Regions from separate parts of the Homo sapiens genome. Here all the other regions are linked to region 1. The links are chromatin loops, found by intact Hi-C in ENCODE. Cell type or tissue: dorsolateral prefrontal cortex. All regions are shown on one strand. Links, peaks and the distances in the headings refer to the core of each region. The heading gives the core; the rest is flanking DNA.

Region 1 (7,572 bases), core at 1,183-6,182:
TGTAATCCCAGCTACTCGGGAGGCTGAGGCTGGAGAATTGCTTGAACCCGGGAGGCGGAGGTTGCGGTGAGCCGAGATTGTGCCATTGCACTCCAGCCTGGGCAACAAGAGTGAAACTCTATCTCAAAAAAAAAAAAAAAAAAATTAGAGAAATTAGAGACAGGGTCTTGCTGTGTTGCTCAGGCTGGTGTCAAACTCCTGGGCCCAAGCCATCTCAAGCCATCTGCCTGCCTTGGCCTCCCAAAGTGCTGAGATTATAGGTGTGAGCCACTATGCCTGGCCTTGATATCCTTTTACAGCCACTATATAATAAAATAATGTACAACACAGACATAGACATAGACATAGACATAGATTTTCGGCCTTCAGAATTTGAAACAGCAGAGCAACAGGGAGTTTGGGGCCGCAGTAAAATGTTCAAGAATTGTTATGTTGTAAAGCCAACCCCTCCCCAAAAATGAAAAGTGCATGTGTCAAATGCTATATCTCATTCTCCCTTTTAAATGGTTTTGCATCTAGCATATTTGCAGGTCAGTGCTCCAGGGACACTAAATGGCTTGTTGGCAGAACAAAATGTTGGTCTCACAGTGTTTGTGCGTCCTCCAGCACCGGGAGGAGATGCGCTGCAGCTTGTCCTAAGATAGATGGAAGGTTGTAACTCTTTCTTGTCAAAAATGAAATTGCATGAAATTCTTCATTCACTATGCAAGCAGAGAAGCTGAAAGTATAAGTAGAATGGAAAAACAATCTTTCCCTCTTAAGGTCCTGAGGAAGAGAAAGTCTTTGTTGTCAGGAGAAATAAAGCTGGAATTGGGTAGCATGGAGCACTAATGATAGTAACCAGTGTTATTAGTTCTTTGTGCAAATGTGTGTGGAGCACGTTTAGGAGGTAGAAGTGGGTTGTGTGGAACAGAAATACGGACGCCCACATTTTAGTCAGGAGAGGCTGATGCATGGAGAGGAGATCCTGAGATTGGCAAAGGGAGAGTGGGCCTGAGAGAGGCCCAGGAATCCTTGGACTGGAGTGTACCAGGACCAACGCTCTGGGGCTGTGTGGGGCGGGAGAGAGGAGAGGGTAGGCTGGAGCCAGAGAAGGTGTGAGGGTGTGTTTGAGTTGGCAAGTGGGTGTGGGAGTGGGTATGAGTGTATGTGGGAATGTGTCAGTGTGTGAGAGGATGTGTAAGTGTGAGTGGGTGTGTGTGTGAGCGGATGTGTGTGTGTGAGAGGGCATGTGTGTGTGTGTGAGAGGATGTGTGTGTGTGAGAGGATGTGTGTGAATGTGTGAGAGGTGTGTGAGTGTTTGAGAGGATGTGTGTGTGTTTGAGAGGATGCATGAGTGTGTGAGAGGATGTGTGTGTGAGAAGATGTGTGTGTATGTGAGAGGATGTGTGTGTGAGTGTGTGAGAAGACGTGTGTGTGTGAGGATGTGTCTGTGAAAGGATGTGTGTGTGTGAGAGGAGGTATGTGTATGTGTGTGAGAGGATGTGTGTGTATGAGGATGTGTGTGTGTGAGAGGATGTATGACTGTGAGTGTGTGAGAGGATTGTGTGTGTGAATGTGTGAGAGGATGTGTGTGTGAAAGGATGTGTGTGTGAGAGGATGTATGTGTGTGAGGATGTATGAGTGTGAGTGAGGATGTGTGTGAGAGTGTTAGAAGATGTATGAATGTGTGTGAGAGGATATATGTGTGTGAGAAGATGTGTGTGTGTGAGAGGATGTGTGTGAGTGTGTGAGAGGATGTGTGTGAGAGGATGTGTGTGTCACTGTGTGAATGTATGTGTGTGTGAGAGGATGTGAGTGTGTGTGAGGATGTGTGTGTGAGGATGTGTGAGAGGATGTGTCAGTGTGTGAGAGGGTGTGTGAGAGAAGGAATGTATATGTGTGTGAGAGGATGTGTGTGTGAGAGGATATGTGTGTGTAAGGATGTGTGTGAGAGATGTGTGTGAGTGTGTGAGAGGATGTATGAGTGTGTATGTGAGGATGTATGTGTGTGTGAGGATGTGTGAGTGTGTGAGAAGACGTGTGTGTGTGAGAGGATGTGTCTGTGAAAGGATGTGTGTGTGTGAGAGGAGGTATGTGTGTGTGAGAGGATGTGTGTGTATGAGGATGTGTGTGTGTGAGAGGATGTATGACTGTGAGTGTGAGAGGATTGTGTGTGTGAATGTGTGAGAGGATGTGTGTGTGAAAGGATGTGTGTGAGTGTGAGAGGATGTATGTGTGTATGTGAGGATGTATGTGTGTGTGAGGATGTGTGTGAGAGGATGTGTGTGAAAAGATGTGTGTGAGTGTGTGAGAAGATGTGTGTGAGGATGTGTGTGTGTGTGGGAGGAGGTATGTGTATGTGTCAGAGAATGTGTGTGTGTGAGGAGGTATGTGTATGTGTGTGAGAGGATGTGTGTATGTGTGTGAGAGGATGTGTGTGCGTGTGTGAGAGGATGTGTATGTGGACGATGTGTGTGTGAGAGGATGTATGAGAGTGAGTGCGTGAGAGGATGTATGTGTGTGACTGTGTGAGGATGTGTGTGAGTGTGTGAGATGATGTGTGTGTAAGAGGATGAGTGTGTGTGAGAGAGGATGTGTGTGTGAGAGGATGTGAGTGTGAATGTGTGTGAGAGGATGTGAGTGTGAATTTGTGTGAGATATATGAGTGTGACTGCGTGAGAGGATGTGTGTGTGAGTTTAGGATGTGTGAGTATGTGTGAATGTGAGAATGTATGCATGTTTGAATTGTGAGAATCTATGAGTGTATGTTTGTGAATAATGGTGTACGTTTGTCTAATCAAAGGAAATCTCATGTTTGAGACCACTAGTAAAGGATTTCTCCAAACTTCAGGATTCCTGGAATTTTAGCCAACAATATTCTCTGATATCAGCTTTACTGTGTTGGAGACACTTTCTCTGGAGCAGCTGCATAGAACGGTGTTGGTGCAGAAATCTGGAGTCAGCCTGCTGAGAGGCCTTCTCTGTGTGAACCTGGGCCAATAACCTCTCTGTCCCTTAGTTTCCTTGTCTCTGGAATGTGGATGACAGGAATAGTTCCTACCTTATAGGGTAGTTGTGAGGGTTAAATAAATGAGTTAATGCACCTAAGGCGTTTAGCATGTTGCCTGGCACATAGTAAGTGCTAAATAAATGTTAATTGTTATCAAAGTGTTGGGTAAAAGGAAACTTCATGCCCATTCTGGCTGTCATTTAAAAACGACTTAATGTTTGATTAAAATAGTCACATCAAAGGTCGAAATATATAACAAAGTGGAACGTTTCTTCTCACCTGTGTCCTCCATTCCTGCAGTTCTCACACCCCTATAAACATGTAACCACTGGAATTAATTCTTTGGGCAAACTTTTAGAAATACTTCATGCTGTAATCCCAGCACTTTGGGAGGCCGAGGCGGGCGGATCACAAGGTCAGTAGATCGAGACCATCCTGGCTAACACGGTGAAACCCCGTCTCTACTAAAAATACAAAAAAAAATTTAGCCGGGTGTGGTGGCAGGTGCCTGTAGTCCCAGCTACTTGGGAGGCTGAGGCAGGAGAATGGCGTGAACCCGGGAGGTGGAGCTTGCAGAGAGCCAAGATGGCCCCACTGCACTTCAGCCCAGGTGACAGAGCAAGACTCTGTTAAAAAAAAAAAAAAGTAAGAAATACTTCATGCATGTAGAAGCAAACACAAACATATCTCCTCCTTCTTACACAAATGACAGTGTATTATGCATATTGTTTCTATGCTTTTCCTTCACAAACATAACGATGTGGCGATCTTTCTATATTCTTACCGAATGAACTTCCTCACTATTTTTTTTAAAGCTGCATAGTATTCCGTTGTTTGGATCCACCATAACTCACCTACTCATTTTCTTTTGACGGACATTTAGGTTGTTTACAACGTCTTCCAAACTGTCTGACACGATGTTTTTACAGCCCAAATACTGGGCAGAGCCGTCTGCATGAAACATTTCGAGGAGATTATCCATGAACTATGGAAGAGCCGAAAAAAGTTCTTGTATCCTCTCTTTTTCCCCGCTTTTTGCTGTAGTAAACTGTAATCAGTCCAGCCAAGAGGGTTTTATGGGATTTGGGCTTTGTACCATCAACATTCATTAAATAATACTGGAATTTGTTCCTGCCACGGATGAAAACTTAGCCAGTTGGTAATAACTTACACATTTGCTGCCTGAAAAGGAGCAAACAGCCGGTAAGGGTGACTTAACGTGGACAGTCCGGTCACCCTTCCCCAGCACGGTGTCCATTCACCAGCAGAGGGCTCTCTCCTTTTGGGAAAAATACAAATGTCTCCGGGAAAGGTTTTAAACTTCACAGCCGGGCACCGAGTGTGGTGTTTCTCTTCTCTGCAGTGGATTGGTGTGTCGCTCCCTTGAATATTTAGGGATTAGCTGAATACTGAATTTGTCTGTGTTTTGAGTGTGTTTATGTGTGGGGTGTTGTGGAGAGGAAGAGAGTCCAGCATTCCCCAGAGGTCTGAGGAGAAAGCCTGTGACTTGATCCAGAACCAGGGATTATAGTTTTTCCCTTCTTCAGTGTATGAGGCATCCTGGCCTTGTCCTGTGTTTCAAGATTAGAAACCACACACATATATCCCAGTTTTCTGGGATATGCTTGTGAGATGATCGGGCCGTAAACCCTGTTTATATGACCCCTGGTGACTGCTCTTTCAGGTTAGTGTTCCCAAAAAGTCAGGTGAAAATCTGTCTCATTACTTTCAAGGGGAAGAGGAAAAGCACTGACCACCCCCCTACCCCAACACTTTTTTTTTTAAGGACAGAGTCTCACTCTGTCACCCAGGCTGGAGTGCAGGGGCGCCATCTCAGCTTACTGCAACCTCTACCTCAAACAATCCTCCCACCCCAGCCTCCTGAGAAGCTGGGACTACAGGCACATGCCACTATGCCTGGCTATTTTTGTATTTTCTGCAGAGGCGGGATTTCAGTATGTTGCCCAGGTTAGTCTTGAACTCCTGGGCTCAAGCGATCCACCTGCCTCAGCCTCCCAGAGTGTTGAGATTACAGCTGTGAGGCACCATGCCCAGCCGGCAGTGCTGACATTAATTTAGCATTTCCTGAGGTAGTCTAGTGAGGTTAGGCCACTGAGTCCTACTTCTCTCCATTCTCATTGGGTTGATATTCCTGCCCTTTCCATCCCAAACAGTGCAGTTCAGGAAACCAGGCTGAAGAATGTGAAATACATCGCCCAAAGTCAGACACGGAGGAACAACTGCTTCGGAGCTAGCAATTTCCTGAGCTGGAATTGCACCACTGGCCTGTAGAATCCAAACTGTTTTCTACCAGAACAACTCCTTCCCTGCAGGAAGCAGGGTGTGCACAGCTGAACCCTGGTCTGAGAAGGTTGAAGTCACTGACTCAGCCCCAGCAAGGAAGTTGCCCTTCGACTTCTGACCTCTGGCCCTGTTTGAAAACCAACTCAAATCGTTTTTCTTTTTCAGGTAAAGACAAAATGATGCCATGAATTTCTATTTTCTTTTATTCAGGGCACACCTAGGCTAATATTGAACAAACTTCAAGGAAATGGAAGACACAAGGGTTTTGAGAAACTGAATGTAGAGCCTGCCTCTTGGAAAATGGTCCATTCCCAGACCTGAGTCATTAGGGCAGGTGCACAGAGCACCTGCACACTGGGCGATTGCCCAGAGGTTCTCCAGCTAGAGGGAGTGGAAGACCCCAAACTGGTAGTGTCACCCAGACCAAAGCTGGCCTCTCGGTCTTAATTTTTTTTTATGTTTTATTTTTTGAGATGGGGTCTCACTCTCTCTCCCAGGCTGGAGTGCACTGGCCCGATCACGGCTCACTGCAGACTTGACTTCCCCAGGTCAAGTGATCATTGCACCTCAGCCTCCTGAGTAGCTGGGACTACAGCACACAGCACTACACCCAGCCAATTTTTTTGTATTTTTTGTAGAGGCAGTATTTCACCATGTTACCCAAGCAGGTCTTGAACTCCTGGGCTCAAGCAATCCACTTGCCTCAGCATCTCAAAGTGTTAGGATTACAGGCGTGAGCCACCATGCCCGGCCCCTGTCTTATTTTGATTAGAGAAAGAAGCAGCACAGAGCGAAGAGGAAGGGTGAGGCAGGCTCGTCAAATGAGCCCTACAGGTGCTTTTCAACGCCGTTCCTTGTAATTTTGCACAGACAGGGAGGAGACTACTGGGAACTCACTAGGTATTATATAACTAACTTAGATAACTCTTCATCTTGTAAAACTCAGAAACACCTGTTACACTGCTTTTAAAGTCAGTTGTACTAGGTTACCTCACAGGATTTTGAGAAATGGTTTTCTCTTGATTACTTCTTTTCCACTCACAATGTTACACACCTGTCAAGCATGTGGCAACAATGTTTGTTCAAATCTCTCTGGAGTTAGAATAAAATTATGTGCAAGTTTCTACTGAAAAAGAATTATTCAAGAAATGAATGTTTAAAAAAGCAGTTGTGATTGATCCATTTCCAAAGTATTCACACTGATGCTGATATGATTTGAATTTGTATCCCCGCCCAAATCTCACGTTGAATTGGAGGAGGGGCTTGGTGGGAGGTGGTTGGATTATGGGGGTAGATTTCTCCCTTGCTGTTCTTGTAATAGTGAGTGAGTTATCAAGAGATCTGAGGGTTTAAAAGTGTGTGGAACTTCCCCTTTTCTCTCTCTTTCTCTCCTGTGACCATGTGAAGAAGCTGCTTGCCTCCGCTTCACCTTCCACCATGATTGTAAGTTTCCTGAGGCCTCCCAGTCATGCTTGCCGTTAAAACTGTGGAACTGTGAGTCAATTAAACCCCTTTTCTTCATAAATTACCCAAGCTCAGGTAGTTCTTTATAGCAGTGTGAGAATGGACTAATACAGATGCTTAGTTTATGGGTTCTCAAACTTAAGCGTGTGTCTTGAAACACAGATTGCTGGGTTCCATCTCCAGGGTTTCTGATTTTTAAAGTCTGAGGTGGGCCCTAAATTTTGCAGTTTGAACAACTTTGCTGGGGGATGATGATGTTGCTGTTTCAGGGACCACACCTGGGAGTTACTACCTCACTTACTGCAAGATTGTTAAACTCAAGATAGTAGAAGTATTGTTGTTTGTCCCTACACTGCCTTTCCCTTAGCTGGTAGGAAAAGTTCGTAATTAAGACGGCAGGCTCTGAATGCAGACAGAATTGTGTTTGAATGCTTCCTCCAACACTTCAACTACTGTGATCTTGGCTACATTTATTTAAATTCTCAGAACATCAGTTTTCAGGCCTAAAGAAAAGAAATAGTAGCATCTAGTTCATAGGGTTGTGTGTCATGAGACCAAATATATAATTGGCTTAGCGTCTATTGTATACTATATTGACATCTAGTATATATACAATAAGTGGTAGTTATTTCTAAGAGTTCTTGCATATCTTTGAAGCAGCTTATTAGGTTTATTAAAAAATAGACCAAAATTAAAAGAATTAAATGTAAGGCATGGTTACTTTAATTTTTTTATTTTTTTATATTTAATTTTTAAATTTTTTTCTTTTCTTTTTTTTAAATTATACTTTATGTTCTAGGGTACATGTGCAC
Region 2 (7,572 bases), core at 821-5,820, 660 kb after region 1:
GCCTGCTTGAGACTTAGTGTTCATTCCTCTCTGTATCTCATGATAGAGGGCAGTTGTTTGAGTTTGCTTTCACCAGCAGACTGTAATCTTTGATTTCACCTGTCTTATCACTGGACCTTCAGAGGGAAATAGTGTCCAGCAAATAGTAGGTGCTCAATAAAGCTTTGAATGAATCAGTACGTTAGACATCTCGTTGGATGTCTTATCCTCGCAGGTCCAAAGAAACAGATCATCACCACTGTCAACAAAACTATTTTAAATAGTTTTAAACATGGCACTGGGCCTCTGTTAGAGGACAGTAAATATGACATAAAGTGACTAGCACATCATCTCCATTGTGATGAAGTTATCTATATTTTTTGATTTGTGAGGGTTTGGACTATAAATCACTGAGTTCTGAAATGAGAGCTCCATAAATAAATTGGTTCCAGCGAGTTAGTCTTACAACGTATGGTATATTTCACAGTCAAAACTATAATTCTAATGAGCAGTCTTGGTGATGAATAGACCTCCCTTGTAACTTTCTTCCTAATGTGATTAGTGGTGGTAGTTAGAGGTTGACTGTCCTGTTCTCATATTATAGGCCAAACCTTTACACCTGTCAAGACAGGTATAGATTTAGAATATTTTATTTAACAAGTTAAGCCTGAGGTGATGCTTCAGACTCTTATGATTGAGTGCTACAGAGAGAAGGGAATTTCTCTTTTCCTTCTGGAAAGCAAAATGCAGATTAGCATGTTGGTGATTACTCATTTATCCTCCACACCCTCCCTCCCCCAAAGCATCTCAGCGGTTTTCTGTTGAGTTGATTTATGACAGCAATACCAAACTGGAGGTTACAAAGTGCTATCTTTTGAGAAGATAATCTGAAGTTTGGAGAGTGAATAATCAATTCTGTCTCTTTAAGATATTGCAACTGATTTTTATTTTTAAATAGACCTTTTAAGGGACAAGTTCGGGGGAAAAAAAAGGGTTTTTGAAATTGACTGACATTGTATCAGGTCTTAACAGACTCTACTTTCCTGCCTCCCACCATGCCCCAGAGGGTTTGGTAGGCCAAATTCTCTTAGCACTTCACGCTTTAGGTAGATGGGCAGAGTGTCATTTCCAAATACACTCTCTCCACACTGTCAAGAACTTGGCTGCCAGTTTAGATTCGCCTCAAGTGTCACTTTTAAGATGTCAGCAAGAAAAGTATACCCCAATTCGAGGCATGCTTTCACTTGGCCATAGTCACTGGCAACATAAAGGACCATTAGTTGTGGGTTAAAATTGGTGGTCAAGTTGTAAATGGAGAATTGGGGGACTGGGAATCTTCATTCAGCTCACTTAATCACAGCATATGCTCTAGAAGGAGTCCCAGAGGCCCATACCTTTATCTCACAGATAAGGAGTTGGAGGCCTGGAAGGTGCCTTGAATTGGCCCACTTCCCACAGCTGGTTAAAGACAGATAAAAAGAGCAGACTGGGCCTCCTAAACTGCAAATCAATCTGTTTTCTTTTTCCTATGGCCTACATTATGAAAATAAATTAGAAAGTAACATATCACTCATTAATGGTAATGGTTTTTAGTTAAAATGCTAGAAGTACTATTTCAGTAAGCAGGTGATCTAAAGTCGTGATCTTCAAACTTTAGTATACATTAAAATCACTCAGCTTGTTGAAACAGATTGCTGGGCTCCAGTGTCAGAGTTAGTAGGTCAGGGGTAGGGCCTGTGAATTTGTACTTCTAACAGGTTTCCAAGTGATGCTGATGTGAATGCTGTTAGTCTGGGAACCACACTTTGGGAACCACTGGTTTAAAGCAAGCCCAGGCTATTTCCTGTGATTCATCATTGACCACCTGTGCACTGTCTACTAATTGAAAGCCACATGGTTACCTCCCCAGCAAAAAGTTACCAGTGAGCCTTTTTTTTTTTTTTTTTTTGCATTCTCTTGTGCATTTTCCATTGAAAGTCTATTACATTACAGCATAGGGGCAAAGAGCTCTGGCTTGAGAAGCCTATGCGTTCAACTCTGTTCTCAGATGCTGCATGATCTTGAGCAAGTCATCTCACATCTATGCTTGTTTTCTCATCTAAAGAATGGGAATATAATCATCTTACCCAGGTAATTGTGGAAAGAGTAAAACAAAGAGTTTAACAGATAATAATCACTTGATATGTCAGAGACCAGTGTGTGTATGTGGGGGGGGAATTACCCTAGCTCTTACTGGAATAATTGAATGATAATTACTTGAGTGAGGGAAGGGTTCAGAAACCAAATGGGGGTGGTGAGGGAAACCAGACGTTTAGCAACAGCATAAAGCTGCAACCACTTCTTGGGCTGGAGTAAAAAATGGGAGTAGGTAATGTTTCCAGAGCCTTCTCCTGAGAGCTAGAGCAGAGGGGGTTTGCTCAGACCTGAAAATGAGGGTCTATCTGGCAGGAGCTAGAGCCAGGGAAGAGACACCTAGAAGCCCCAGGACAAGCGCTCCAGCGAATATAGTTCTCTGTGATACCAAACAGAGCAGGGGGAAAGCAGAACATCAGTCTGGGAGCTACTGCCATACTCAAAAAATATTAGTCATTGTTGCCCTGAGAGTAATTATTTGTACGTCCCTCTCCCCTCTACTACTAGACTATGTCTTTCAGGTCTAGACCCTCACTGTGTCTACATGTAAACACCATATACATGCAAAGTGGTATTGCCTTAAGTCCACTTAGCAATCAAAACAAATGGGAAAGTTATCCTACAGTAAGACTTGTGTATCTTGACTAGGTGATACAATGTAAAATCTGCATTTGAGGTGTAACTTAGCTCCCTGTCTACAGTCCCATGTCATCCCTGCACTGTGAGTGTTCAAAATATGCAGACTGCACAACAGAGACAAAACTGGACACTTCGTTCTTAGAGGATGATTCTCAAGGTTTGGGTATGAATGCGGAGGAGGCGAGAATTGAAGGATGATGGGCATTCTAGTTTTCCTATAGCGAGAACGTGCCTTGAAGGGACATTACCTAGGTGTATTTCCTCATTTAAGATGGTGAAATTGGCCGGGCGCGGTGGCTCACGCCTGTAATCCCAGCACTTTGAGAGGCCGAGGCGAGTGGATCACGAGGTCAGGAGATCGAGACCATCCTGGCTAACACGGTGAAACCCCGTCTCTACTAAAAATACAAAAAATTAGCCGGACATGGTGGCGGGCGCCTGTAGACCCAGCTGCTCGGGAGGCTGAGGCAGGAGAATGGCGTAAACCCAGGAGGTGGAGCTTGCAGTGAGCCGAGATAGCGCCACTGCACTCCAGCCTGGGCAACAGAGTGAGACTCCGACTCCGTCTCAAAAAACAGTGAAATTATGAAAGACAGCTCATATGTATTACTTACATGTGACCACTCAATGTCCTTCTCAACTTTACAAAAATGAGATACTGTGATAACAATCAAAAGGGAGTGGGTGGGAGACAACAGAAATAGCAGCAACATTTATAAGCCAAAAGGTAGCTGTTTTAGAAAGATTTCTTAGGTGATAAGTGAAATTTCAACCCAAAACTTCAGTTTCAAAACAACCTTTATTCTGTTTGAAGATCTAATACAATGCATTAAAGCAACTTAAAACAAGACATAGCTCCATTGAATCTATAACTTGAACGAAATGTCAAGGAGGCACACTACCCCCACCCCCCACCCCAGTTGCCTTGTGAAGGCAAAGTTACAACTGACCGTGACATCCTCCCTCTCGTCAAAAGACCAACTTTATTTTAACAATGTCATATAAACAGATTTTTAAAAACATTGAACAGATTGTAGCTTTAAAAAATACACAGGTATAAATGAGTTTTTTTTTGTTTTGATTTTTTTAAATACATATATATATGTGCATATATATACATATATGTATATACATATATATATACACATATATATATATATACACACACATATATATATATATATATATATATATATATATATATATATACACACACACACACACACACACACACATATATATATATATATATATATATAGCAGCATCCTGGGCAGCTAATGCTATCTCATGGTGACAAGTTTCATGTTAAGTTGGATAGTCTTTCCAATTGACTCAATTCTATTTCCTCCCCACCCATAATACCAGTATTTTATAGAACTAGCTTTTTAAAAAATAAGAATTTGGCATTTTGGAACTTTGTCCCATGTGAGACATTGTGCTTTAAACTGCCCCTTTCTAAAAATGACCCTAAACTCAAACAGATCTCAGTGTCTGCGTTTCAACTAACTTGGATACCATACATAGCAAAAGCACAGTTGTTAAAACCAGCAGATTTTTTCTTCCAAAGGAACATCAGTAGGACTTCCCAAACATGTTACTAGTTCATAACCAGCTATATGACAAAGCAATTGGTTCCCCACAGTGACAGCTCACATAAACACATTTTGACTCGACACACTGAAAACAAGGATTTCCAAGCTAAGCAAGTCATCAGACCAGCTCCCTAAAAGGAGTAACTTTTAAAAACACAAAAAAGCCAAAGAAATATGAACTTCTCACTTCACTTACAAACAATTTTCACCTTTGTAAGACAAAACAAAGCAACCTCAAAGGGAAAAATCCCATACACATAAGTAAGAATTGTACTAGACGTTCGCTTGTTATGTACTTTATGTACTTGAACTCAACAACTACTGTGGATCTGTTTTGGCTGAAAGGTGTACTGGAAACACAGTCCATGCACATATACATATATACATTTATCAAAGGCCATGAAGTTATCAGATGTTGCAAACACATGCTTTTTGCCTTTTCACATGGTTATGATCTCTCGTGTGTGTAATGTGAGGTCCCAATGCTCCCACTTCTACGCCCAATCACAGCCTCACTGCAGCTTAGCTTCTGGCTTTATCTTTAGGATGCTACACTGGGTGGGAAAAACTGACGCATGGATAAAAATCATATATCAGGAGTGCCTCTGCTGTATCTATTCATATTCAGCCGTTCAGACAATATTGTTAGGACTGTCTGATGAAATCCAAAGTGGCCGGCTAGCAAAGTATCTAAAACGACAAATGCGGTGGGCAAGCTACACTGTAATCAAAAAGGCATTGGGCAGAACAGGTCTGGTGTAACTCAAGTCATATGGAATGATGAATCCTACTTTGCTGTTCAATGAAAAGATCTATTGCACTTATGTTTGTGAGATGCAAAAATAAGGCAAATGCCTAAATACCGTATCATCTTGCAAAGAATGTTGAAGCACAAAGATTCACAAAACTGTAGCTTTTAATGAAAATATTCAATCTCAGATCTTATATTTTAGAAATAAAAATTTGTATGTAATAGCATACATGTGCTACCAAAAAAATACCCACAAACCTAGTTTAAAAACTGTTAACTAATTAACTGTTAGACTTGTGTATGATCTAGAAGGATATCACAATAACTTTAAAGCAGAGACGCAGACTAAAACCAGGGAAATCGTCAGTTGTCTGGCGATGAGAGGGAAATGGTCAGATCAGTAGAGTCAAGTTTGAGGGCTAACAGTCTTGCTATAAGACTGACTTTTGCTTAAGTATGAGTAGTTTCATGTAAAGAGGACAAATAATACATTCCACAGATTTTTCACTCAGCTGCAAGACTGATTCTTTCAAAAGGAACAACATTAAAAAACAAAGTAACAGAAAACCCTCACCCTAGTACTTAAACAGAAATATAGCTGTGGGTAAATCTAATATGGAGAAAGAGTAATTTGAAATTGCAAGATTTCATTTAGTCTATTAGGGTAGTGACCATATTATGGTTGCTAATTAGTCTTTATGCCTCCCAACACATGTACAGTTCCTACTGAACATACCAGCTTTTGCATATCTAAATCAGGAAGAGAGACCTCTCACTCCTGCCCTAAATGGGAAACATGATGCTAACGTTTCCTTCTCCCCCCCGTAGTGAAGCACATACAATGATTAGAATGAATGAGAAGGACTGCCACTTGGATTCCTGCAATGACCATGACTTTAGCGAGCTCCACACAGTCCAGAGCAGTGACAGTATGACTGTGTCTATTTGCTTTATGTTCTAAACCAAATGGAAAGCTAGGAGGGTAACCAACATACCACCAAAAGTATTTTTCAGATCATGCTTTTTTTTTTCCTAAAATGAGTATTTGCTGGTCATGATGGATAGTCTAATGTGACAGAGATGATTATCCCTTTAAACCAGTGTTCTAAACAAAGGTGAGCGCTGTTCCAGGAACCCAAAAACAAACTTGGCACTTCCTTCCTAAGAACTGAAATACCTGACCAGTCACACTGTATTAGAGATACAGTAGGTTTGTAATTGTCATTAATTGATAACAACTAGCAAATCAAAGTGAGAGAAGACTGAAGTAGAAGAAGCAACTTCACTTTGCAGTTATTCACTTCTCTGTAAATCATGAGAAAGTGCATATAACCTTGCCTCCCCCTCCCACCACCCCACTTGATACATCCCTTCACTACATTCCCCCTCCCTAGATTCAAGAAGTTCACAATTCTTTATGAAATAAACATTGCCAGGTACCGTATTTTAAGAGTCTTAAAACAACATTGTTGGACTCAGCAATACTTTGTCATATTCATATATCTTTTTCATTTCTTTTTTTTATTGAATAAAGCAGCTTTGAAGCTTATCAGGCACTGCCCAACAAAACAGTCCAAAAAAAATCTGTTATGAACTTTTTAACCTTGGGCTAACAGCCAAGTACTCTGTACAAGAAAAACTGTAAAATATTTCATAGTTTTAATTCTGAAGCCATTTTTTTTTTTTACTGGCATCCTGTACATTTACTTTTAAAAAAGGATAACAAAAATGAATATTAACAAAAATCCGGGACAACAATATTTTCAAGCAACAAAAACTGGGGTGGGGAAGCTTATTCTGAAGGTACATTTAAAACTGAAATAACAACTTAATGAAAATTAAGAATTGCATAGCGCTGTGAATTTAGCCTTCAGCAAAACAAAACAGAAGCTATTTGGTATTGATACAAATCCATCTATTTGATAGTTAGTCATCCAATATTATGTACATATTTTATATACTGAATGTCATTTTAAGTCCTGTTTTCCAAACTCCATTTTTCTGTTGCTGGGTTTTTGTTTTTTGACAAGTTAAACACTTTCTGGCACTTTCTATGACAGAATTTCTTCTGAACATACATGAACTGACATTCTCCCAAAGCGTCCCTTGTGAGTGGACGTGCCTTTCTGCTACATATCGTTCATTTGTTACAAAATGAAATAATCCACAGTGCGATGTGTCTGGGTCCACCGTGCACAGCAACATCCAGGCTAAACCAGGCTGGACCAAACCTTCTCAGGCCAGGGTTCTTCTGCCTCTCTCTCCTCCGCTCTCCAGAGTCCCAACTTTCAGCTGGTAAAGCTTCAGAAAGCATTAACAAGCACCATGGTTAAAGGCCTCTTTGTCCCTGCACGCAGAGATTTTTGCATTTCTTTTTCTCTTTGTGTTGTATGTGGTTGTGGCTTTAAATTAAACCAAAGAAAAAAAGAAAAAGAAGGGATAAGCACTCCAGCTTAGGAACGTGTGGTCATCATACA
Region 3 (7,572 bases), core at 821-5,820, 150 kb after region 1:
TTATCTAGTGTCTCTACTGCAGTTTTATCTCTCTACCCCTCCCATTTAATCATTCACATTGTCAACAAAGTTATTATTGATTAATTCACATCCCTGCTTACAAAACTGTGATAGCTCCCTATTTTCTATAGGAGAGGTTAAAAAATTCTTGGCTTTGAATCAACCACAAACCCAGTGGATGGAAGATGATCGATTCTCTCCCCCTCAACTGGGGCCAGTCTTATTTTTCCTTCCTGAAACCTGCTCTACAGCCACAGGAGACAACAGGGAGCTCTCCAAGTGCCCCCTATTACTAATTTGGGTCTTAGAAGGAGACTGTGGCTCTGAAGACCTGCACATCAATTATTGTAGAGAACAGATGAAAGATTGAAAACTGAAGGGCCTTTCTGAACAATTGTGGCCTCAGCTGTCTGGGCAAAGTGTTCTATCACTCTGAAAATAATACTGTTGCTTGTGTACAATGAGCACAGTGGAGAAATTCCATGGCTCAAGAACAAAGTGGAGCATACTGGCTTGTGTTCTGCATGTTTACTATGTTGTTTTTGCGGCGGGAGGGGGTGGTTGTTGGATATGAGGAGGCAAAAGGGTGAAGGTGCAAGGGAAATGACAAATGCCTCCATTTGTCTAAATTTACTCTGAACCACTATAATCACAAGAATCAAGTTTCGTGGAGAACAGGTTCATGGGTGAAAGAAAGGCTTTTGAGAGACTATTTTTGGCTATTATTGTGGATGCTGTTACCCCTAGTGTGCCACTATATGTATCATAACCATAGTGACCATATGTTTTCCAGGTTCGCCTGTGTCAAGGTGATAAGTTGTAATATTTACTTGGGAAAATACTTAATATCTATTTGGGAAAATATTTACATGATCCCCATAGCTATAGACTGTGAAAAGAATGATTCTTAAATGAAGTTATTCAAGTGCATGGGGTACCTTATTAAGCAAACAATTAGGAAAAATTTAATATACTGAACAAAGTCAGTGCAAAGCACAGAGATATTAAATTAATGTTACCACCTCAGTTCTCTTCTTTTGAGCAGTTTGGTAAATGTTGTCTTCTTTTTAATAATCTTAGAGTGGAACAATTCTAGAGTTGAACTGATATAAGCATAAATCTTTGGGCTGGTTTTAGAATCTAGAATATGAAATTTTGAAATTTTGTGAACAAATTGCAGTAGAGAATGATCCATCAAGTTTGCATATGAACTTGAATTAAAAATCTGTGATACTTCCCACCATCACCATAAATATTTGGTCAGACCATCTTTTTTTTGAGTTGTACATAGCACTTACTCTTCAGATTCCTTATAAGACAAGCAGATGCCAAAATATAGAATGTATGACAGAGATTCTTAAATCAGGTAGGGTAGATGTTATAATTAGTATTGCCTCTCCACTTCCACCACCCCATAACGTAGCAGAAGAGCATCTTGCTATTATCTCACCTAGCCTTCTGTACATCCATTTCAAATATCTGCTCTTCTCCTAGCTCCATCAGAATGGAAACCAACCCTGCTGATTTTCCTCAAACATTGAACTTTTGATAACCAAGTATATCTTGTGAGACTCTTAAAGTGTGTTTTTTTCCTTCTTTCTTTTTTTTTTTTTTTTTTTTTCAGATTCTTGCTCTGCTGCCCAGGCTGGAGTGCAGTGGCATGATCATGGCTCACTGCAACCTTAAACTTCTGGGATCAAGCAATCCTCCTGCCTCAGCCTCTTGAGTAGATATGACTACAGGGGAGCAGTGTAATACCCAGCTACTTTTTTTTTTGCCTTCCTTGAGATAGGGTCTCACTATGTTGCCAAGGCTGGTCTTGAACTCCTGGTCCCAAGTGATCTTCCTAACTTGGCCTTCCAAAGCTTTGGGATTACAGGTGTGAGCCACCACACCTGGCCAGTGTGTCTATTTATAATTCTGCACACTCTTAGAACAAATGATGCCAAACTGCAGAATAACGGAGGCTTCCTTTTCCATTCGCCTGTGCAAATAGGTAACCAGGCAAAATGTTCCCTGTGAAGTGAGCATATCGTGGTGCTCATGATTTCCTTTTGAGCAGGACAGCAACCGTGTGATCCATGGCGGGATGTATCATTGAATCAGGGCTAGGATGCTCGTCTGTGTTCTCAGTATCACCTCTCTGCTCTTGAGGAGGTTGGGCTTCTACTTGCCTTCTCTGTGGTTAAACATTTTGCAAGCTCTCAATGTTATCTTCCAACCCCCGGACACTATTATCTCAGAATTTGCTGCTTTTGGGAGGGCTCTGGCAGTGGCAGAACAAATATATCCTTGGTCATGAAGTATCTCACCTGCTCTGATTTGTAAGAGAGGGTGCTTGATGTCTTTATCCACCCTCCTAGTTCCCCACTTCTCTATCTTGTTTTGAGCCCCAGGAGGCTGACCTGTATGGACTGCAGCAGTGAGGGCTCCCAGGCCCTCAGTTTCTGGCTGAGTTTGGCACCAGGAAGCACTGGCAGCAGATCGAAGGGAGGAAGGAGAATGAGGTCCAGGTATTTATTTCCTGGCTTCCTCCCTGCTTGATCGTGGTGTGCTGGCCATCTCCTGCAACTGAAGGTCTCAGCTCCTGTCACTCCATGTGGCTTTGTCTCTGGATTCCACTGCTTACGCCTAGGGTAGGAGCAGTGCCCTGCTATTCCTAGCTCTGAGATAATACACTGTGACTTATGGTCTTTCCTACATCCTGCCCATACCTTTGTAAATAGTCCCTTAATTAAACTCTCCTCAAATAACCCAATTTGAGAGTGCCATCTGTTTCCTGCTGGAACCCTAACTGATAGAAGTTGTCCTTGAATAAATGCTATTGGTGGAAGAGTACTGAAGGACTTCACCATGACCCCCAGAACCCAGCAGCAAGCAATGCCACAGATGTACCTATGTAAGTTGCACTGGATCTTGCAGATGGGAGGGATGCTCTTGCTGCGTGTGGTTTCTGTTGCTGTTTTCTGAGATACTGCCTGGATCACTTGCCCCCTGGCCTGGGAGCCATTGCACTATAGCTCTGGTTTTTATTTGGAGCCTAAGAGAGAGGAGGAAGCAAGTCCTCTTCATTAGTGCTGCTGGCACAGAAGGAGGCGTCTGAGTCAGCAACTGAGAACAGATGATTTTGAAGCATCGCCTTGTCTCTGGTGCCGCTTCTCTCTCCTCTGGCACTGGTGGCCCAAGTCCGTCCTGGCGTCAGGCGGCCACAAGGAGAGCTGCCCTGAAGCACTGGGCCTGCTGCCTCCCTCCCGCAGTCTTCTCTGGCATCCCTGTCCCCTTGCAAGGCAGAGCCTCATTAGCAAGTGAAATGTTATAGTTTCAAACAAACAAACAAGCCCTAAAGTCTGCCAAGTCGTCTGGGTGAAATCACAAAGAAATCTCAGTGTCCTGTGCCTCTTTTGGGCCCTCTCTCTGGGGATTCAGAAGCTGCAGCAGGACTGACTTCCTTCCTGCTTGCTAGTGGGTGACTGTCTCCAAAGCCGTGATATCTAACCACTGACCCTACCTGATAAACCTAGTGAGGTCCCAGAGAGCTGGGTTATCCTTTGTCCGCTGTTGATTCAGGTGAACTCGTCACTGTTTGGGATTTAAGCAATTCCCTTCCTTGCATCCTTTCCCAGTCACAGGTTTCTTGAGGGAACCCTTCCTCGCCATTTGCTTTTTGTTTTTGGTCAGCTCACTGGAAAAAAACAGGGACTGCTCCAGACTGAGGAAAGCAGTCAGGGACACTGTCTCTGCCCAAACTAGCAAAGCCAACTTTATCAAATTCAGGGAGTACAGGAGTTAGAAAGACACAACAGAGTTGTGTTCCCTGGCAAAGAAATAGTAAAGAGCAAAACAGTCAATTCAGAGGGCAAACTGCTTGCCTCACTAATAAAGCATGGCTCATGATGGAAAATAACTCAAGAAAGTAGGGAGCAAATGGATTTAGTTGCTATGGGAACGCAGTTGGGAAAAATACATGAAATATGTAAATACTGTAATTTGGTATTTTAATGTACTTTTCTATGAAGAAAATTCCCTGACAACGAAAACTAACAACTCTTTCCTCTGCTACACACAGCACTGATTGACAGAGGCTGGGCAAGTGGGTTTCCCAATTGAATTTTGCCCCTAGGACTGAAGACATCTTTATTCTCAAGCATAAAAATCAGACACCTGGAGCAGTGGTTCTCAACTCTGGATGCACATTAGACTTAGAGAACTTTCAGAACAAAATCAGACACACCCCAGACAGGTTAAATCAGATTTTCTGGGTAGGGCGGTGGGCTTTGGGATTTTTTGAAAAGTCCCCAGTCTTTTCTGATGGGCAGCCACTGTTGTGACCAGGGCCCAGAATCTTGATTTGGTAGGCTTGGTAACTATAGATTGCTTATTTTATCGTACGCCTTCACTAGGTTTTTATTTCACAGATTTTTGGTCATTTTGAGTGATTTGTACATTTTAATAGCAATAATGGGAAATGATTAGCAATCATTACTCTACCATTGTTAGTGTTATTATCTTCACCATAATAGACTAGTGCTTCTCCTATTTGTAGAAAACATGATAATATATTACAAAGTATTATCATTTAACCATAATAATGATTAATTGCTGTTATTTAAAAAATTATAAATTGATAATTTGGAAAGTTTAGATGTTGCTCTAAATGCTAATATCAATCTGTATTTTAATAATTACCATCATTACTTATCATTAGCTGTGTAATAAATCAGTAGTAAACATTTATGTAGATATAACTGTGAAACTTGCTTAGTAATAATCTGTACCAGAGTTGGTAAGTGGCATTTCTGTTTTCCTGATGGGAAAAATGTTACAAGAATCATGTGATTCGCATTAACTTATATGTTGAAATCATGGCATATCTGAGTGCAGACCTTCAAAATATCATCTTTTTTTTCCCTCTGCCTGGCTCCTGTTACTTTTGCTCTGTCCAATACGATAAATTACAATCCTTCTCCTATGGTATTACTCCAGGAACAAAACAACAAGTGCGGAGTTTACTGGTATCCAAAGAGAATTTGAATGAGTGGGGAAGAAGGATTCATGAAAATGGTCAATATTATAGAAAGTAAGAATGAATTGTGAAAATCCCACTTGGTTGTTTCACCTAAATTCAGGTGGTCAGGGTTTTTAGAGTCTATGGGGGATTCCGACCTATGGAAAGCTTGCTTGCTTCTGAAACATTCTCTCTCTTCTTACCTTTAACATTGTTGTTATTACGTGTAAACTTTGGAGACCAGCCCCTGCGTCCAGCCTGACTAAGTTCAGGTTATACCATTGATCCAGGCTGCTGGGTCCCCTGGAAATAGGCACAGCATGCCTTCTGTACCCAGTCCCCTGGTGGTCTTTGAGTTGTCTTCCCCCAACTCTCCCAACGAGGTTAGATTCTCTAGTTTCTGTTATCTGCTCCCACAGCACCATTTTTGCCTCCGCTGTAGGCCTTAGCCTAAGTAAGTAAGTCATAATTATTTATTTAATGTCATTCTCTCCCCAAAAGCTGATAGCTCCAGGAAGGCAGCAGATAGTAGTGTTCATTCTTATATCCAAATTATCTTGGCACAGTACCTGGTCAATATTAGATACTCAAATATTGCTGACGAATTTTTTTTCTCTGCTGTCCCTATTGTTTAAAGCTACCCTGTTTCAGATTCTTAACCATAATTTTTTATTATAGAAAATTTCAAATATACCTAAAAGTAGAAATTTTATAAAGAACCCCTATGAGTTTATCACCCAGCTATGTCCAATCTTGTTTTCAAATTTTTCTAATTAAAAAGATAAGTTTTGGACTTTCAATTTCAGCTCTGAAAATTCTTTAGATTGGAAGTCATCACTCCCATTCTTACAAAAAGAAAAAAACCTGAAAAAATGGAAAACCAGGGACTTTTCTCAGACCCATTAGAGAAATGAAGTTGCAGGACAAATCACCACCCTGAAATCTAGAGAGACAGGTGAATGCAAAGAGCCACAGCTGAAACCTGCTTACCTGGATTAGAAGCCACTGATAACTTCGGTAATTAAATGATAATTTTGATGAATTGCTAGAGGTAGACTGTGGGCTAGCCGAAAGTGAGGAACCTGTAGGGGCACAGTATTATGTTGTCTTAGGGGATGTATTAGTCAGGGTTCTATAGAGGGACAGAACTAATAGGAGAAAATACATACATATATATATATATAAAGGGGATTTTATTAAGTATTAACTCACATGATCACAAGGTCCCACAATAGGCCATCTGCAAGCTAAGGAGCAAGGAGAGCCAGTCTGAGTCCCAAAACTGAAGAACTTGGAGTCTGATGTTTGAGGGCAGGAAGCATCCAGCCCAAGAGAAAGACGTAGTCTGGGAGTCTAGGCCAGTCTCGTCTTTTCACATTTTTCTGCCTGCTTTATATTCTAGCTGCACTAGCAGCTGATAGTGGCCACCCAGATTAAGGCTGGGTCTGCCTTTCCCAGCCCACTGACTCAAATGTTAATCTCCTTTGGCAACATCTTCACAGATACAGCCAGGATCAATACTTTTCATCCTTCAATCTAATCAAGTTGATAGTATTAACCATCACAAGGGACACTCACACTTTTGTGGGTTTTACCTCCAGGAAGTCCAGCAGGTTCTCACGGTAAAGATCCAAGAAAGATCCTCTGTGGCCTTGGCAGGGGGAGGGGAAGAGTACTCATTGTGATATACACCAAGAGCGTTCTCCCTAACAAAGGCCCAATGTCAAGGGAAAATACCAGAACCTTATCTCACTAGTGAAAGGACATCCCTCTCACTCTAGCCTCTTCCAGCCTTCCTTTCTCGTCTAAGTAGGGGTGGTGAAGCTATGCCACTGGAGCTTGTGAAGGTCACAGCCCAAAGACACAGGCCAATTGAAAGACTGAGATTTAACAATATGCCCCTTCCCCCCATATTTTGCTACTACCCCAATAGGGCTCCAGTATAATAAGAATGGACTATAGCTGAAATAAATGCAAGATTCACGTACTCCTCTGAGAGTAATACTTAGGAAAGCCCCAAGTCTAGAGGGTAGGCAAAAACAAGGACACTGGAGAAATTGAAGCTTCTGGCTCCTACAATTGTACCAAGCATTAAACACAATCCAACTCCCAGCCATAGTAACATAAATCCTCACATTAAAAGCCTATTTACTCCAGTTTCTGCTACCTAATACAGCATGTCCAGCTTTAAGCAGAAAATTACAAAGCTTGCCAAAGGCAAGAATAAAATCGTCTGAAGAGATAGAGCAAGCATCAGGACCAGACTCAGATATGACAGAGATGTTAAGAGTTATCAGATACAGAATTTAAAAGAATAACCATGATTATAATTAAGGGCTCTAATGGAAAAAGTAGACGGCATGCATGTACATATGGATAATATAACAAGAGAAATAGACGTTCTAAGAATCAAAGGAAATGCTAGAAACTAAAAACACTGTAACAGAGATGAAGAATGGCTTCAATGGGCTCATCAGTGGACTTGACATAACCAAGGAAAGCATCGTTGAGTTTGAAGATAGCTCAATAGAAACTTTCCAAACTGAAGTGCAAAGTGAAAAAAGAAA

What was found. A loop is a pair of places that touch in the nucleus more often than their neighbours do. Peaks named below come from ENCODE experiments on the same cell type or tissue, not always from the same donor. Only the 100,000 strongest peaks of a DNase experiment are listed, where the experiment ranks them.
Region 2: it touches region 1 in a loop (6-fold over the local background); 10 of 110 quality-filtered maps call a loop at or near these places.
Region 3: it touches region 1 in a loop (4-fold over the local background); 3 of 110 quality-filtered maps call a loop at or near these places.

What each region holds. Positions count from the first base shown.
Region 1 is chr5:68,959,758-68,967,329 of GRCh38, reverse strand. It overlaps LOC107984116 (a long non-coding RNA gene), which reads left to right. Exons shown (of 3, transcript XR_001742709.2): 2 at 5,167-5,461; 3 at 6,704-6,790. Among named protein-coding and RNA genes, the nearest start is that of LINC02198, 66 kb to the left of the region's middle. In dorsolateral prefrontal cortex, for the core only: CTCF peaks have their summits at 4,058 and 4,259 (motif pointing right); a DNase peak (open chromatin) is centred at 4,279; H3K4me3 peaks cover 330 bases; H3K27ac peaks cover 1,696 bases.
Region 2 is chr5:68,297,781-68,305,352 of GRCh38, reverse strand. PIK3R1 (phosphoinositide-3-kinase regulatory subunit 1) reads right to left here. Exons shown (of 16, transcript NM_181523.3): 16 at 3,532-7,572. Among named protein-coding and RNA genes, the nearest start is that of PIK3R1, 86 kb to the right of the region's middle. In dorsolateral prefrontal cortex, for the core only: no CTCF peak of the experiment used is centred there; no DNase peak of the experiment used is centred there; H3K4me3 peaks cover 161 bases; H3K27ac peaks cover 2,301 bases.
Region 3 is chr5:68,814,136-68,821,707 of GRCh38, reverse strand. All of the region lies in intron 2 of LOC105379013 (a long non-coding RNA gene), which reads left to right. Among named protein-coding and RNA genes, the nearest start is that of LINC02198, 210 kb to the left of the region's middle. In dorsolateral prefrontal cortex, for the core only: a CTCF peak has its summit at 3,247; a DNase peak (open chromatin) is centred at 3,177; H3K4me3 peaks cover 849 bases; H3K27ac peaks cover 2,337 bases.